Regions from separate parts of the Homo sapiens genome. Here region 2 is linked to region 1. Evidence: chromatin loops called from intact Hi-C (ENCODE). Cell type or tissue: Calu3. All regions are shown on one strand.

Region 1 (8,000 bases):
GGCTACACATGCTGAGTCTCCTTCTACCTCTCAGATCACTTCTCATTCTTATTTGCTGTTTCCTCTTCCATCATCAGCCTTTTAAATATTGGATTTTCCTGTAGCTTTTGCCAAAGACATCTTCTTTTCTTACTCACTCTCTTTCCCAATAATTGCATTCCCAAGTGTTTTGAGAAGACTTCCAAATCCATATCATTTCCTCCGTCCTCGTCTGGGGATTCAGACCCACATCCCCAGTTGCACATTGGGATAGCTACAAATGAATGGCCAAGCAGCACACGTCCAAATCAAATTCTTACTTCTCCCATCCAATTCCCTGCCCTCTATTGCTGTCCTCCACAAATCTGTGGAAGCCTCAGGTCCTCCACAGCTACTGTTTTCCTGTCTTCCTTCCATTTCCCACATGCAATTCGTCATCAGGCTTTCCAAATTAGCCCTTAAGAGGTCGCTCAAAGTCATCCCTTCTGCCCCTTTGGCTCTACTCTTTGTCTAGCTTATATCCTGACCTCTTGGCACCTGAGCCGTCGCAACAGCCTTGCAACCTGGTACCAGTTTCTTCCTCTCCAAAGCTGTCATTCACATGGCTGCCAGAGTTATTCATATCTTCCAGAGACACACAGTGAGTAATGTGACTATCCTCCCAAAAGATTCCAGTGACTTCAATTTCTATAGGCTGAAGACAACAGCATCCAAAGTCCTTCACGACAGGGACCTAATTTCTTTCTAGCCCCAGAAGTCAAAGAATCTCTGGGGCCCCCAGCTGTCAAAGAAATTTGAAGAAGGATTGAACTTCTGTGGGAGGAGGGTAACCATAAAGGCATGCCCAACTAGGGAAGCAATATGAGCAAAAGCACTGAAGTCGAAAACACTATTTGATTCAGAGGAAGAAAAGAGAAAAGCTAATGGGCAAGGAAAGCTGGTGTTATGCAGAGAGATATGGTTCAATCAACAGAATGGAGAAAAAACATTAGTAAGAGTCTTAAGACAAAAATCAGACATGAACTTAATAACAGGGCTATGTTCATTTCCATGTATATTACCTATCCCTGCATAACTTCTCCAAACCTAATATTCTACAGCAGATCCAACGAAATGCTCCCAAGTTGGCTAAGTGTTCTTACTTCTATTTTAGGCTTTCAATCCCAATTGTTAACAACTCCATTAAATATAAAACTTCCTTTCAGAGCTACTTGGAAATGTGTTACATAAATGCTGCATATTTCCCCTCTTACTTCTTCCCCAGCATTTCTCCAGCCTCTAAAAATAATGCCTCAGATGCTGGCTTTGTTCACTGTTTGAGCTCCCACTTGCACACCTATCATGTTCAGAGCCCAGCTGGGGCAGATCACTTTCACAGGCATTAGGTTTTTGTGTCTCCATTCCTTCCTGCTCATATAGCATTTTTTTAAATGAAGCTTAGGTTCCTGAGGCAATAATGTTCTCCCATGGGAATTAAAAGGCTACAGATCATTGTTTTTCTCTCCTGATTTCCACGGTAGCCTCAGAAGACATTTTATATGGCCAATATAAGAGCTCTCCTACATACATTTAGAAGGGCAATTAAGAACAATAGTAGTCAGTGGTTGCCAATGTTTACTTGAAAGCTAAGACTTACTATGAGGCAGATGCTGTGCCAGGGACTTGACACGCAGAATCACATTCAATTATCGCATCAATCTGATGACTAGGTATCATTACACTCTTCATATTTTAGATAAGTCAACTGAAAATTGGAGAGGTTAAAGAACTTGACCCCAGGTTGCCAAGCTGGTAAATGGCAGTGCCTAGTTGCAGCCCTAGATTGGCTTGGCACCATAACTCATGTTCTGTATGCAGAAAATCACTTGTAAATTTTGAAATAGAAGCTAATCCTGGTATCTTATGTCAGGTGCTCCCAGAAGCAGACCCAGAAACAAGGATTTATGGTGGCAGCACTCTGTCCACAGCACTAGAAAAGGGAAGTGGTCCCAAGAAGGGAAGGCAGCCAGTAAAGGGTGAGCATCCTTTGAGGAACTCCGGAAGATAGCATAGAACATAACCCAGAGTTAACCTAACCAGGATGGGAGGAAACTGAGCTATTTCTCCACCCACTCCCATGCCGGTCATTGGTTGAGAGCTGCTTTGGGGACAGCTGAGTATGGACGGACCATATTCCCCAGTTAGAAAAAAAACCTCAGACAGAGAGTCACAGACATTCCCACAAAGCATCCTGCAGCAAGTAAAGTGAGTTCTGGGGGCTGCAGGCAGGGCACCAAGAGCATCTGCTACAAATGCATATGGCCCGAGAACTAAAAAAGGAGAGAACCACCCACCCCTGGGCTCACATGTTCAATTAAGTTGCTTCGCACACCATCCTCTAGACTCAGTTTAACTGGTATTGGTATTGGCTTTCACCATATTTTTCCAATAATTCTGTCTTTTCTGTGTCCAGCTGGGCGACACAAACTTTGAAGGAGACATGGGAATGACTGTGGGGCTGCTACCACCAGAACGGTGGAGCCCCCACTCCTCCTCCCACCTTTGCACACCAGCACTTTCCACCTGCGAGCACCACACTACACTATGGAAATCTGTACCCTGCCCATAACAAATTTCTCCCATTGTTCGTTTAGGCTGCAGAGACTAGATGATCTAAAAGTCCCCAAATTCCAATTTTTGGAGACCCAGATGAGGTCATTTTCCAAGGATCATATCTCTGAAAAATCCTCCTTCAATTTCTTCATTCGAGATTTTGCAACACTGAAGTTCCTACGTTAGTAAACATATGACTAAGAGAGCTAAATATTGCATAGTTATCTGGGGTTAAATAACTCTTTGAGCAGTTTTATAGGTTGGATGTTTTAGTGGTAACGATAAATATTAATAGTAGTGAAGTGTTCTCATATAATGATGGCTTGGTATGTGCCCAGCCATCTAATTAGCTCATTATTTCTCACTATAACCCTAAAAGATTCTTGCAGTCTAAGAATCAAAAGCCCAGATGGTTAAGTAACTTGTCTGAGGTCACATAGCAAATTAAAATGGATCCAGGGTCCAAACCTGTCTGTTGTTTGTTTGTTTGTTCGTCTGTTTTACCATATACCACAGTGTCTGTCTAGCATTGCCCAGAGAGAACTGCTCTGCAGCTCTTCCCATCAAAACACTAGAGAAATTATTGCTAAGTAATGGGCTATTTTCATAAATATGACTTATAAAGTACTTCAGAGCTGTTTGAAATGCAGTATTAAAATAACCTGCAAAATGGTTAATTTATTATTGGGTGCTGCTGTATTCTCCACAGAAGTCAAATTAATAACATTATCTACATTTGTCCTTGAGAAGATAACTTAGTAGAATGGAAGGCATTCTGACATCATCTAATTGCCAGCTTGCAGAACTCAGGCCCAAAGACGTTAAGTAACTAACTCAAGGATGCTCAGCCAGCTAGTTAGCAGTCAGCCAGGATTAGGCCCCCAGCTTCCCCCACTTCAGGTCTGTAGCTTTTTCCATTCACCCCACCGGTGTGTGTCTTTTCATTCAAACTGCCCCCTTGGGCAATTACAGATGCTCACAATCTTTAGCACTAATGCAAATTTCAGTTCCACTGCCCCGCGTTTCTAACAATTCTCTGAAATGTTTTTCTCACAGGCATTTAGGATAGTGATATAATAACAGTTTTTTAATGTCTTTTCTCCGAAAGAAATAACAAACCAAAGCTCCAGGCTTCTGTTTCATCGTTATATAATACTTGTCTGGGATTGCAAATCACTTGCAGAAGGACAGGGCTCGGGGGAGGAGGGGGTGGGTGTGAATCTTTTGTGGTTTCTTGGGTAACGTGAAGCGATTTGTCATTTTAGAGAGGCTGGAGCCTATGCCCTCAGATCCATTAGCGATCAGACTTGTTTTGATTATCTTTGAAACCTTGCAGTTTCTGAGGCTGTCCCTGAATGGGGGTAGAACACAATGGTTGCAGACAGACCTGTTTTTCTCTCTTCCCTTCCACCCAAGTAAGAGAACAGGCTAATAATAAATCAAAGTTCTAGAACTTGAATTTGAACTGAAAATACCTCCGACTAAAACCTGTTTCTTCCATCCTGCAAATAGGAGGGGAAGCAATCCGCCAGAGCAGGGAACTGCTGCATTTTCTGTGAATGTGCGCCCTCTGATGGTAAATTTTGGTAACGACTGGCTCTCGGGAGAAGTAAACAAAATTATCATACCAAAAAGAATATTTTATTGGGGGGGAAAGAGCTACAGAGGACTCATTAATGTTCAACTTTATAGTCATAAGTTGGCGGTTATGGAGGACCCACTGAGAGTTGCTTTAGTTCTCGTGGAGATTTGCACAAGAGAAATTCAAAGCATTGTTACTTAGGGAGCTCTCAAAATACCTTGTTGCTGGGTGTATTTATAGAAGTTAAAGCAACTCCGAAGGGGCAGCGGTGTAAGGATTTGGGCTATTCACGTTAAACTCTTACTAAAATAGTCAAAAGCGGTGTGCAGTTCCCTCAATTTGGGAAGACAGACAAAATGAATTCCAAAGCAAATTGAGATAATTTTAAAGTGTTTTGACTAAAAACAAATGGGGTGGAGTTTTTTTCTTTAATACAGTACAATAAGCTATGCCTTCAGTGGCAAATCCCCCATTGATGAATCTTTTCTTTCTACTTTTGTGCCTCCTTGTAAAAGCCCTGCAATCTGCTGAATATCTTTACTTAAGTATTTAGATGGAAAGGGCAGCAAGAGAAAGCCAGTTACTTTATTAGGCATTCCACTCGGCAATATTCCATTCCCTGGTTCCTGCTCACATTTGATAAGGAATGCATTCCACTGATCTATGCTTAGCTGCTAGTGGCTGAAAGAATTTCCCCTCATCATTCCCTTCCCTGCTTCTCCTTTTTCACTCTCCCCCCCACCCACAGACATCTCTAATTCAGGCCACCTCAACTGCCTCCATTATTCATCCAGATCATTCCTAACCTCGCTGTGCACAAGCACCCACGTTTATTTCCTTGGTGATGCTCAGTTTGACCTCTTGGTGCACAAGAAATACAAAATCAAATCAGCTGGCTGAGTCTAGCACTCACGGGGACTATGCACAGGTTTTGCTGTTCCCACTCTGGAACCAATCAAACACGAGCCCATCAGCAAACAAACCACATTATATAAAGCAGCCGTGAGGCCAGCTGTGAGACCAAGAAGGCAGATCACACGGCCACAGTTTTACCCACGTGCTTGGAGAATCCTCCATCAGCTGCTCGTGAAAACAAATCCAGACGTCTGTAGTTGTGCATACATTTTGTGCCAGCCAGCAAGCACACAGGTATAGAATAGAACCTCTTGCTACATTTGTGTATCCAGAAAGCAAAATACTTAGCGGGATTCACGTTGCCCCAGGGGAATACAGACACATATTTTGCTTCTTTGAAATTCCTTCAAGTCTTGATGATGGCCAGCAGTGTGCTGGGGATGGCTTTAGCTCATTTGTTTTCCTACCAAGGCAGCATGTGTTTAGTGACTAAGGTGAACAGAGCAGCCGTGATCACAGGAGGGTAACCAAAAATCAGCCTTCCTGCTCCTTGGATGAGCTTTCTCACTTGACTGCTCTGTGGAAAGAAAAGAGGACGTCTGAGAAATTCAATTTAGTTTTAATAACCTGACTCCTATTTGCTAATGTTCCAAACTGCATTTAAAGAAGTCTAAATCTCAGATGGAGATTTGGTTAGAGCAATGAGTGGGCAAGTAAAACATCTTTCCACCTGGAAAGAAATTGTGATAAGAAAAAAGATTTGAATTGAAATCATTTTTCATCCAAGTAATTTAGAGTGATCCTAAGTAGGTCATTGCACTTCGGCGCTGCTGTGCATTCAACTGATGCTCATTCAGCTTTGGGCAATGGTGAAGCATTGATTTTAAGTAGAAACTTTTTTTCTCCCAAGATATCTCATATTTTATATGCAAGAAAACTCTTCTCACTTTTGAGATCAAATTTATATTATATGGATGTTCTCTTGTTGTTATATGGTTAATATAGCATTGCACGGTAGAAGGAAAATAAGTAGAATGTTAAGAGGGAGAGAGTGTAAGAGGGAGGTGAGATAGAATGGGAGATAGAGAGGGGGTGGAGAAAGGAAGGGGGGAGAAAAGTGAAAGAGCCCACGAATGCCTATGGGTGTTAGAGAAAGCAAGTCCCACTGTGCGAGAAAAAGTGAGTGTCAATTCATTTCTGATGATAGAGAGGACTAATTAGAGAAAGCTAACAGCTCAACAGAATCTGGGGTTGGGGTAATCCAACTATGCATAGCCCCTTCCCCACTGGGAATCCTTGCTGACAGTACTGTAATGGGAGGTGTCACTGATATGAGATTGTCAGCCATAAGAAGCATGTGGAGAAAGAAAAGGCTGAGGACCTGAAAGTAAACAAGGGAGAAAGAAATGAATCCCTTCATTGCAAATGAAAGATAACAAATACATATTTGAAGATGAGATACGGAAACTCCCAAAGAAGACAATAAACCCAGTAATTAAATCATCAATTACCTATAAATCACCCCATCCCAAACAATATAGGAAAGCAGCAATTCTTTATTAATAATGAGAGATGTGTCATTCACAGGGACAATTGGTCGTTATGTGGCAGTCAGACAGCATAGAGCAGGAGGTCTACATCTTTCCTGCGACAAGCCTTCAGAGACTCTTCTTATGTAAGTGTGGCTGGGTGCCAGCTGGCTTTCGGTTCAGTGACAATATTGTCAGCATTTTTTGACTAATAATTTCTAAATTGTATAGCAAATACATTCCAAAACCTTAATTCTGAATTGGGTTCAATACACAAAGTTTGGGGCCTTTTCATGAGCTGCCTTTGTTGTAGCTGTTGTTATTGATGATGGTGGTGGTGTTACTTTGTTCTTGGTGATAATTAGGTTGTAGAAATAAAAGAGACAAAAGAGGTAGATGTTCCGTACACTGCAGCAGTTTCTGGTGATAAATGATTTTATAAAAGGTTTTGCTTCCATCTAGTGGTTGTTATGTAGAACTGTCCTATTCTGACAAGTGAAATTCATTGGATTAAATCTTTAAATGCCCCTACACTATACAAAGAGCTAGCGATTAAAATACTCATGCTACTATTTTTTAAATACTAATAATAACGTAGCCCTTCCCATAATAAGGTCTACTGGAGGAATCAACCACTTAAATATTTACAGCAAAAATATGCTATAAGCAAAACCATTATTAATAAGTTAATATTTACGTAATACTACTAGGTGCCAGACATTGATTCAAGTGCATTATACATTTTAGTTCATCTGATGTTTTCAGTACTCCTGTGAGGTTTTTAGCCTTGTTTTACAGAGGAAGCTGAGGCTCAGAGAGGTTATATAACTCCCTCCAGAGTCACACGGAGTTAAGTGCTGGAGCCAGACTTTGAACCAGGCAACCTAGCCCAAGCTTGTTCTCTTACCATGGCGTATTTGTATGGCAAATACAATAGAAGGAATATGTAGTAAGTAACTACAGGAATTCAACCATGGCAGTAAGGATGGGAGCAGAAATTTAAAGTGAAGAGAGACCTAAAATACATCTGACGGTAGAATTAATAGGATTTGGTGGGCAATTAGATAGGAAGAAGATAAGGAAGGAAGTTGGTAGAGTTTCCGGCTAAGCAAAATGGGAGATGGTAATTAATCAAGATACCGAATTTTGAAGTAGACAAAAGTGGGAGGAGAGTAGATGAAGATAAAACTCTCATTTCTTGTTTAGAGGCTTAAAAGCAGTAAGAGGTAAACATACTCAATCAAAAGTATGCATTTTAGGAAAAGGCCTATGCACAATAAGGACAACTGTTTATATTGTGAATCATCAACTTGAAGAAGACATATGAGAATACACTCATCTAATATGACTTTGTAAAACTTTTGAAGTTTCTGAAGTTAAAAACATCTATCATGAGCTATAGCTATAAACAAATGTTCAAATGTTTTACTGCAAGAGTACACAAAAAATGCTTAATGTGAGGC
Region 2 (8,000 bases), 440 kb before region 1:
AGTTTTTGAAATGTAAATACTTCTGGGAGAAAGACCTGTTAAGTCTTTATTGACTCCTTACTATGAATTACAATGGCGTTTCCATTGCAGGGTAGGGAAGGACTATTGTCTCCTGCGGACCTATACACTGCCAAGGTGGATAGTGAGGGGTCTTAGATAGCCAAGCCCAGTCTCAGGCCTTCAGGTCAGGGGAGCTGAAAATAAAAAGGACCCCCGGGAAAAGGAGCCCCTATAAAGTAATTTTTACCATCTTTGTACCCTCAGTGGAGCTGACTGAGCTGACCATGTTGAGGACCTCAGCAAATTTGGTGAGGCTCCTGTCTTCACACATCTCTTTCCCTAGAATCTATCTAATTACTTCCTCCTGCCCCAAAGAAGCAGAAAGTGATTGGACTTCATCAAGGCCATGTCTCTGCTGTCTAGTGAAGATGAAGACATTGGGGAGTTGGGGGTAAGAAGACTGTAGACAAGTAAAAAGTTAAGCAAGGTTCAGACTATTTGCGATATGCTAAATTCTGGCCCCTCCCTCTTTCATGCTTTCCCCTGCACCATCACTCCCAAAACAAGGCAAGAGTGAGATGAGCCAGGAGCATGAGCTACTGAGTCTAATTCTTTTGTCAGGGGTTGTTGTGCAGCTTAGGAGCTGAGTAGATTGTTACTCTGGAAAGCCTCTGTCCATTCCCTGAGAGATCTCCCTGGTGTCAGGATTGGCACCTATCTCAAGAAAGACGAAGCTTCCCAGTTTAGAAGCCTCCAAAAAAATTGGCAGTTGAGTGGAGATTCAAACAGACCTTCTAATGCCGTCCAATAGCACTTTCTGGGATGATGGAGATACTTTATCTAAATATTCTATGCTGCCTAATACCATAGCTACTAGTCGCACATGGCTATTGAACATATGAAATGTGACTAGTAGGACTGAGGAAATGGATTTTTAGTTTTATTTACTTTTAATTAACTTAAATATTATGATATCCACATGTAACTAGTAGCAGCTGTGTTGGACAGCACAGCTTAGTCACCACCACTCTCCCCCCACTGCATTATCTTGTTTCCTCATGTTACCGGGGGTCCTTGCTCCCAGAGCTCCCAAGATGGTGGCGGGCCGCTTCCAAGATTGTGGCAAGCCTCGTGTTCTCGACCTGGGGTTCTTGGCCTCACAGATTCCAACAAATGGAATCTTGGGCCATGTGGTGAGTGTTAAGCTCTGTTAGAAGCCGTGGGTCACGGAAGAGAACCGTGGAACCCAGTGACTAGTGTTCAGCTGGATTAGGACGAACCCGGGCACTTAGCCGTGCAGGAACAATGGCAAGCCTTTAGCCCAATCAGCAGTGGCAATGGGCACCTCCTTGGATAAGGAGCCCAGCAGACACCCTGGCAGATCCTGAGGGATGGAAGTCAGCAGCGGGTCTACAATGGCGGCAAACAGCAGTGGTGGACAGCGAGCGAAAGCTCAGCTCGAGCCGTAACAAACACGGATCAGAAGAGAGTGCAGTTGCAAGATTTAATAGAGTGACGACAGAGCTCCCATACAAAGGGAGGGGACCCAAAAAGGGTAGCCATTGCCTGCTCCAATGCCTGGGTTTATATCCTGATCATTGTCCCTTCCGCTGTGCTCTCAGGCAATAGATGATTGGCTATTTCTTTACCTCCTGTTTTAGCCTAATTAGCATTTTAGTGAGCTCTCTTTCCTACCTGATTGGTCAGGTGGGAGCTAAGTTGCAAGCCCCGTGTTTAAAGGTGGATGCGGTCACCTTCCCAGCTAGGCTTAGTGATTCTTAGTCAGCCTAGGAAATCCAGCTAGTCCTGTCTCTCACTCAGTGGTCACTGCCCAAGGTTTTATGACCTATCAAGACAACACGATTGATTTCACTGATGTCATTTTATTGCTCTGTTGAAAAAATTCTTTCCAGGAAGTTAAAATTGTTAAGGAAAGTTTATTCATTTTACAAGTGGATGGTATTCCACACATTGCTTATAACTTACTCAAAAATGCAAAGTTCAGAACTAATAAGATGCTGATGTGCCGAGTTTTTTAGGCAAGACATTTAACCTCACTGGACCTTTGATTCCTCAACTGTGAAATAACAAGTTTATGCTAAATGAACCTGAAGGCCTTTACCAGCTCTAAAAGGAGATGATTTGAAATGGCTGCTATGATGGTGAAAAGATTATATATGTTCAAATAAGTAAAATTATGGAAGGAGTTGCCATTTCTGATAAGGTGGTTAGAAATTTAGTAATAAACATGAATTCAATATAATAACAGGGAGCAATAGCAAAGCATAAAAACAAAGTATAAGATGAACATGGGCCAGGCATGATGGCTTACGCCTGTAATCCCAGCACTTTGGGAGGCCGAGGTGGGAGGATCACTTGAGGCTAGGAGTTCAAGGCCAGCCTAGGCAACATGAACCCCATCTCTACAAAAAAAGAAAAGATGTATACAAAGGATCTAACTTCAAGGCAGAAAGTGTGAGAAGGCTGGTTGCTCCCTAGACTGCTCACTGTTCTTACTACCCATTATACAAAATGAGCATTTCTGTAATCAATTCTAATGAAGCTCATAAGTCTACCTTACAGTTTGCTATAAATACTGAAACATGTACTACATTTGTTTATATGTTACTTTGAGAACTTTTAGAGACCCATTGTAAAGCAAGAATTGACAAATAAGTCAGTTTCCAACTACCATGAGGAAGTTCCTTTGACCTCAACCCTCGTAAAAAGATGCACTGGCTGTACTATCAAAAGCACAGTTTTCACATGAACTGACATCACCCAACATCAGCCCAAATACCTTATGAGCCTAAATCCTAAGACAGCCAGAACTGAAACTCTTTTGGGGGAAAATGTTGCTTCTACGATGGGCCTCCATAAGTAATAAAACATTTCTAGCACCAGAAATCCAAGTACACCAAAGACCAACTGAAAATGTTTGTCATACCAGTACTATTAAAGGACAAATTCTGGCAGCCTGTAGCTAACGTTGCATATGAGGAGCATTCTGAGGAAACTCTGCCCACAGCATGAATCTGTAACCCACCAGAAACACAGCACTTCTAAATGCTAATAATAATGGCTAACGATTACATAGCACTTACTATGGCCAGACATTGATCTTGTGTCTGGTAAGTGTCAGAGTAAGCCTGAATCTTCATGAAAGGCATGAAAGCTTGACTCATTTATGCTTAGTTTGGAGTACTTATCCAGTGATACCAACGAAGCACTGTCTAATTAAAATGCTTAAAACTTCTGAATAGGTGAAATTCTGTAACAACCACATTTATATAAGTTATTTTATAAAATGCATTGGAAATTACCCAGAGATCAAAAAGTTATCAACATGAATGTAGAATTTTCCTTCTTTTATCTGGAAAAAAAAAGTCTCAAACAATTGGGGAAAAAATGTGGTGATATCTGTCATAATTTACAGAGACTCCAGTGTAGGCAAACAAAAAAGAGCGTTCCTTGAATCATTCCAGACTGGTGAGCCCCTCCCATGGGAATTTTGCACCTCAGTACCACTTGGTGATGTGTAAGAATAGATTGGCTTGTTCACTGTTCTGGTTTCTCTTTTTACAATTACTAGTTCCTTCTGACTAACCTTAGAAAATGTCATAAAACAGAAATGTGTTACCAAATGACCTGCATTGGTAACATTTCTCTCAATAGGCCTTCTTCTAGAAAACATTCCTTTAAATTTTCATCTTGCTTTACTTTTTTCCCTTTTAGCCTTGCTTAGTGCCATTTTAGCTACAATCAAAAACTTGTATGTCTTGGATTATATAAAAGTGTTACTTGTGGCAAATCCATACAGGTCTGCAGCAACCTCAATTCTTGCCTCTGCAGAAGAAAGAATTCAATGGAGGGGCATAAGGCAGAAGGAGAGACCAAGGCAAGTTTTAGAGCAGGAGTGAAAGTTTATTAAAAAGCTTTAGAGCATGAATGAAAAGAAAGTAAAGTATACTTGGAAGAGGGCCAAGAGGGCAACTTGAAAGACAAGTTTGTGGTTTGACCTTTTGACATGGGGTTTTATACACTGGCATACTTTCAGGATCTGTGTCCCTTCTTCCCTGATTCTTCCTTTGGGGTGTGCTGTCTACATGCACAATGGCCTGCTAGCATGTGGGAGGGGAGCATACGCAGTGTGTTTACTGGAATTTTATGCATGCTCACTTGAGGTTTTCTTCCCTTACCAATCTAGCATTCCTGGACGAAGGTCATATACCAGTTAAACTCTGCCACTTTGCCTCTTAATGCACATGCTTGATCTCACTCCCCCAATCCCTGAGAGCTTATTGGAAAGCTACTAATCACCAGTTTCAGGTTTTTGCTATCTATAGGGAGACTGCCTTTCCCTGGCTCTGGCTGAGTCCAATTATTATCTTAGAGAGACAGTTAACAACTGCCTGACCATCACCCGACGGTCGCCTGACATTCCTGATGGGGTGAGGGGAGCCCTCTCCTGCCCTGCTCATGCCTGACTAGCTACCTACTATAACAAAAGTTATGTTCTTAAAATCTATTGTATAAGCTTCCTCAGAATTAAGGAGTTAAGCTTTACAGTCTGGAAAATCAGTATTTGAGCTTACTAGAGGACAATCTTTGCAACTTACTTCACCTCTTCACCTTTTGTATATTACTATTCCCTATTTTCTTTTGTTTCCTTTTTTTTTGAGACGGAGTTTTGCTCTTGTTTCCCAAGCTGGAGTGCAGTGGCGCGATCTCAGCTCACTGCAACCTCTGCCTCCTGGGTTCAAGCGATTCTCCTGCCTCAGCCTCCCAAGTAGCTACAGGCATGTGCCACCACGCCTGGCTAATTTTCTTTTTATTTTTGTATTTTTAGTAGAGATGGGGTTTCACCATGTTGGTCAGGCTGGTCTCAAACTCCTGACCTCTAGTGATCCACCCACCTTGGCTTCCCAATATTCTGGGATTACAGGCATGTGCCACTGCGCCCAACCACTATTCCCTATTTTCAATAAGACTGGTTAGTAAAGTCAACCTCACATATAGTGGTGCCCTCGATTCATAAGAACTCTTAAATGTTCAAAAATTTTGTGAACTAGTTTTTATACACAGCCTTTATTATAAATTAAATTATATAAATTATGCTTTTATGTTAAAACAAAAATAATACCCAGAACCCATCACTTTCTAATTATTTTACTAAATTTTATTATTATCTGTGTTCTTGAAGTTACTTATGTCTACTGTACTTGTATGGTGGAAATACTATATAATAGTATGCTACTGGGTGTCTCTTCCTAGTCCTGCTGTGTCTGTGAAGTCAGGTTGGTAGCTGGAATTCAGCCAAGGTGAAAATATTTACACTGTAGAAATCAGCAAACACTACAAATCTGGGCTGTTTGTCCTCTGAGATAGTTGTTTATCAAGCATTTACCAGCACATTGCTGCTTGTGTGTATGGTATAAGAATCAAATGAGATAATGTGTAATAGGTGCTTAAGTGTTGTATTAGTCCATTCTCACACTGCTATAAACATACTACCCAAGACTGGGTAATTCATAAAGGAAAGAGGTTTAATTGACTCACAGTTCTGCATGGATGAATAGGTCTCAGGAAACTTACAATCATGGCAAAAGGGGAAGCAGGCACCTTCTTCACAAGGTGGCAGGAGAGAGAAGAGTGCTCAAAGGCTGAAGAGTCCCACACTCATCAAACAACCAGATCTTGTGAGAGTTCACTATCACAGGAACAGCATGGGGAATAAGGACCCATGATCCAATCACCTTTCACTTGGTCCCTCCCCTGTTATGGGGGATTACAATTCGAGATGAGATTTGGGTGGGGACACAGAGCCAAATCATATTTGTGTGTAACTCATATTTTGTAGTCAATAAATGTTAGTTGTTCTCATTAGTATTATTAATTTTTATTATCATACAGTCAATTAGTAAATCAGTTCTTCATTGTCTAATTCAGTGCCTTTAAAGGTTTCTTAGAGCATATAAAAATGCAATACTATGAAATATTTCCATAATGACATAGATCTCAGCTTCCTTAACATAATGGCATTGTTATCTACACTGTGTCCTAATTTTGATTAGTGATGCCTTTTATGGAAATTTAATTTTTTTTTTTTTTTAGTTCTAGTTCAACCCTCTCCTCTGTCAGAGAAGGAAACAAGGTCCCAAAAGCCTAGTGTTTTGCCTAAGGTCTCAAGGGCATCTAGTAGTAAAATATGTTACCAATGTAATTTACAAAGTCTTTGGATACTTTTATAAATGAAAAAGTTGTTTATTAAGAGTGTGAGTCAATGGTTTTTATTTTGGCATTTATGGTGTCCTTGTGAAAACTTGGTGCAACATATATAGCAATTGAACCATAGGAAATTACCATATTTGTAAGTAAGAAATAGTCAAATATTGGTAATGTCATATGGCTCTATCTAACCTGATATATTTAACCTAATAAGCTGATAGTCAAAGTGATATGATCTTTCCATTTCTTCCCCACTCCTGTCTTGCAAACATGATGTTATTTATTTATTTATTTATTTTGAGAATGAATTTCACTCTTGTTGCCCAGGCTGCGGTGCAATGGCATGATCTTGGCTCACCACAAACTCTGCGTCTCGAGTTCAAGTGATTCTCCTGCCTCAGCCTCCCGAGTAGCTGGGATTACAGGCATGTGCCACCATGCCCGGCTAATTTTTTGTATTTTTTTTTAGTAGAGATGGGGTTTCTCCATGTTGGTCAGGCTGGTCTCGAGCTCCTGACCTCGTGATCTGTCCACCTCGGCCTCCCAAAGTGCTGGGATTACAGGGGTGAGCCACCGTGCCTGGCCATAATGTAATTAAGATGAATCCAGTCATATGCACATGAGCTACAGAGGTTTAATTCAGGGGTTTGTGGAATTATTTGGCTAGATAAAGTTTATGGTTTCTATGCTAAAGAGTGATACTATGCTACCATTGTACTTAACAAAAGAATTATCCCCAGGCTTTGAGATGAAGAAGGACAGAATAAATAGTTGATACATGTTTGTATGGAATTTGTGTCATTTTCTGGTTTGGATTTAAAACCAAAGAATGGCTAAATTATATGTATTACCCTAGGCTTTTAAAAAACACTCACCACATAAGCATTAGCTTTGAAAACCCTAAATTGCTTTTAAAAAATGGTCAAGCCAAAGTAGAAGAAAATCTGTGGTTTTATGCCCAATATACAATTACACAATAACAGAATTTATATGCTTGCAGTTGGATTCACAAAACCTCCTTAATGTACTAAAGTGTGGTCTAATTGCTTACTAATAAAAGGGGGAAACAGTCTCTAATTAGATAAATACCTTTTATAGCAATCTTAGTAAACATACTCTGTTTGTCAGGGTGAAGCAAAGAGTTGGGAATGTGTGATCAATGACTGTTTTCACCCTGTTTTTCCTGGTGGGACAGGGTCAGCTTGGAACGCACGGTTCTTGCCCAGAGCTGCTCAGCATTCCAGACTAACAGCTCTAATCAGCTCCTCCTTTAGTCAACAGTATTCAAGGGATGAAAGGCGGGAATGGTTTCTATTATTATTTTTTTAACCACATAATTGGAGTCAAAATAGTAATTGACTCTTGTTTGTTTCTCCAACCTGTCCTCTGGGAATAACTTCAGGGTGCAAGTAGTTCTCAAAGTCCCTAAACAAGTTTCTGTTTTCATTAGTTCCTGGAGATTCTACCTTTCTTCTTCTTTTTTTAAAAAAACTTGCTTTGAATTAAGGGCTCTTATTCTGAAAAGCTTAAGAAAGAAGCTGTCCCTTTAGCAAACTGAGTTGGAGAACACTAGAATGTGTGGTCACGGGAGCCATAAGGCCTGAGTTCTATTCCTAGGTGTGTTACTAATTCATTGTGAAACCTTGACAGTGTCACTTGAATTCCAAGTACCTCAGTGTTCCCATTTGTAAAATAAAGTTTGAGGCAGAAGGCATAGAGCTGGTGTACTCTGAATTGCTGTGAGACAAGATTGACAAAGGCGTGGGCAAAAA

Evidence for each region. Hi-C counts contacts between places; a loop is a spot of excess contacts. Peaks named below come from ENCODE experiments on the same cell type or tissue, not always from the same donor. Only the 100,000 strongest peaks of a DNase experiment are listed, where the experiment ranks them.
Region 2: a loop joins it to region 1, with 12 times the contacts of the local background. A loop is called at or near these places in 3 of 110 quality-filtered maps.

Annotation. Positions count from the first base shown.
Region 1 is chrX:20,526,645-20,534,644 of GRCh38, reverse strand. No RefSeq gene overlaps it. Among named protein-coding and RNA genes, the nearest start is that of RPS6KA3, 260 kb to the right of the region's middle. In Calu3, CTCF peaks have their summits at 4,154 (motif pointing left) and 6,998 (motif pointing left); a DNase peak (open chromatin) is centred at 4,124.
Region 2 is chrX:20,965,296-20,973,295 of GRCh38, reverse strand. No RefSeq gene overlaps it. Among named protein-coding and RNA genes, the nearest start is that of CNKSR2, 410 kb to the left of the region's middle. RefSeq lists an enhancer at 1-312. In Calu3, no CTCF peak of the experiment used is centred here; a DNase peak (open chromatin) is centred at 4,085.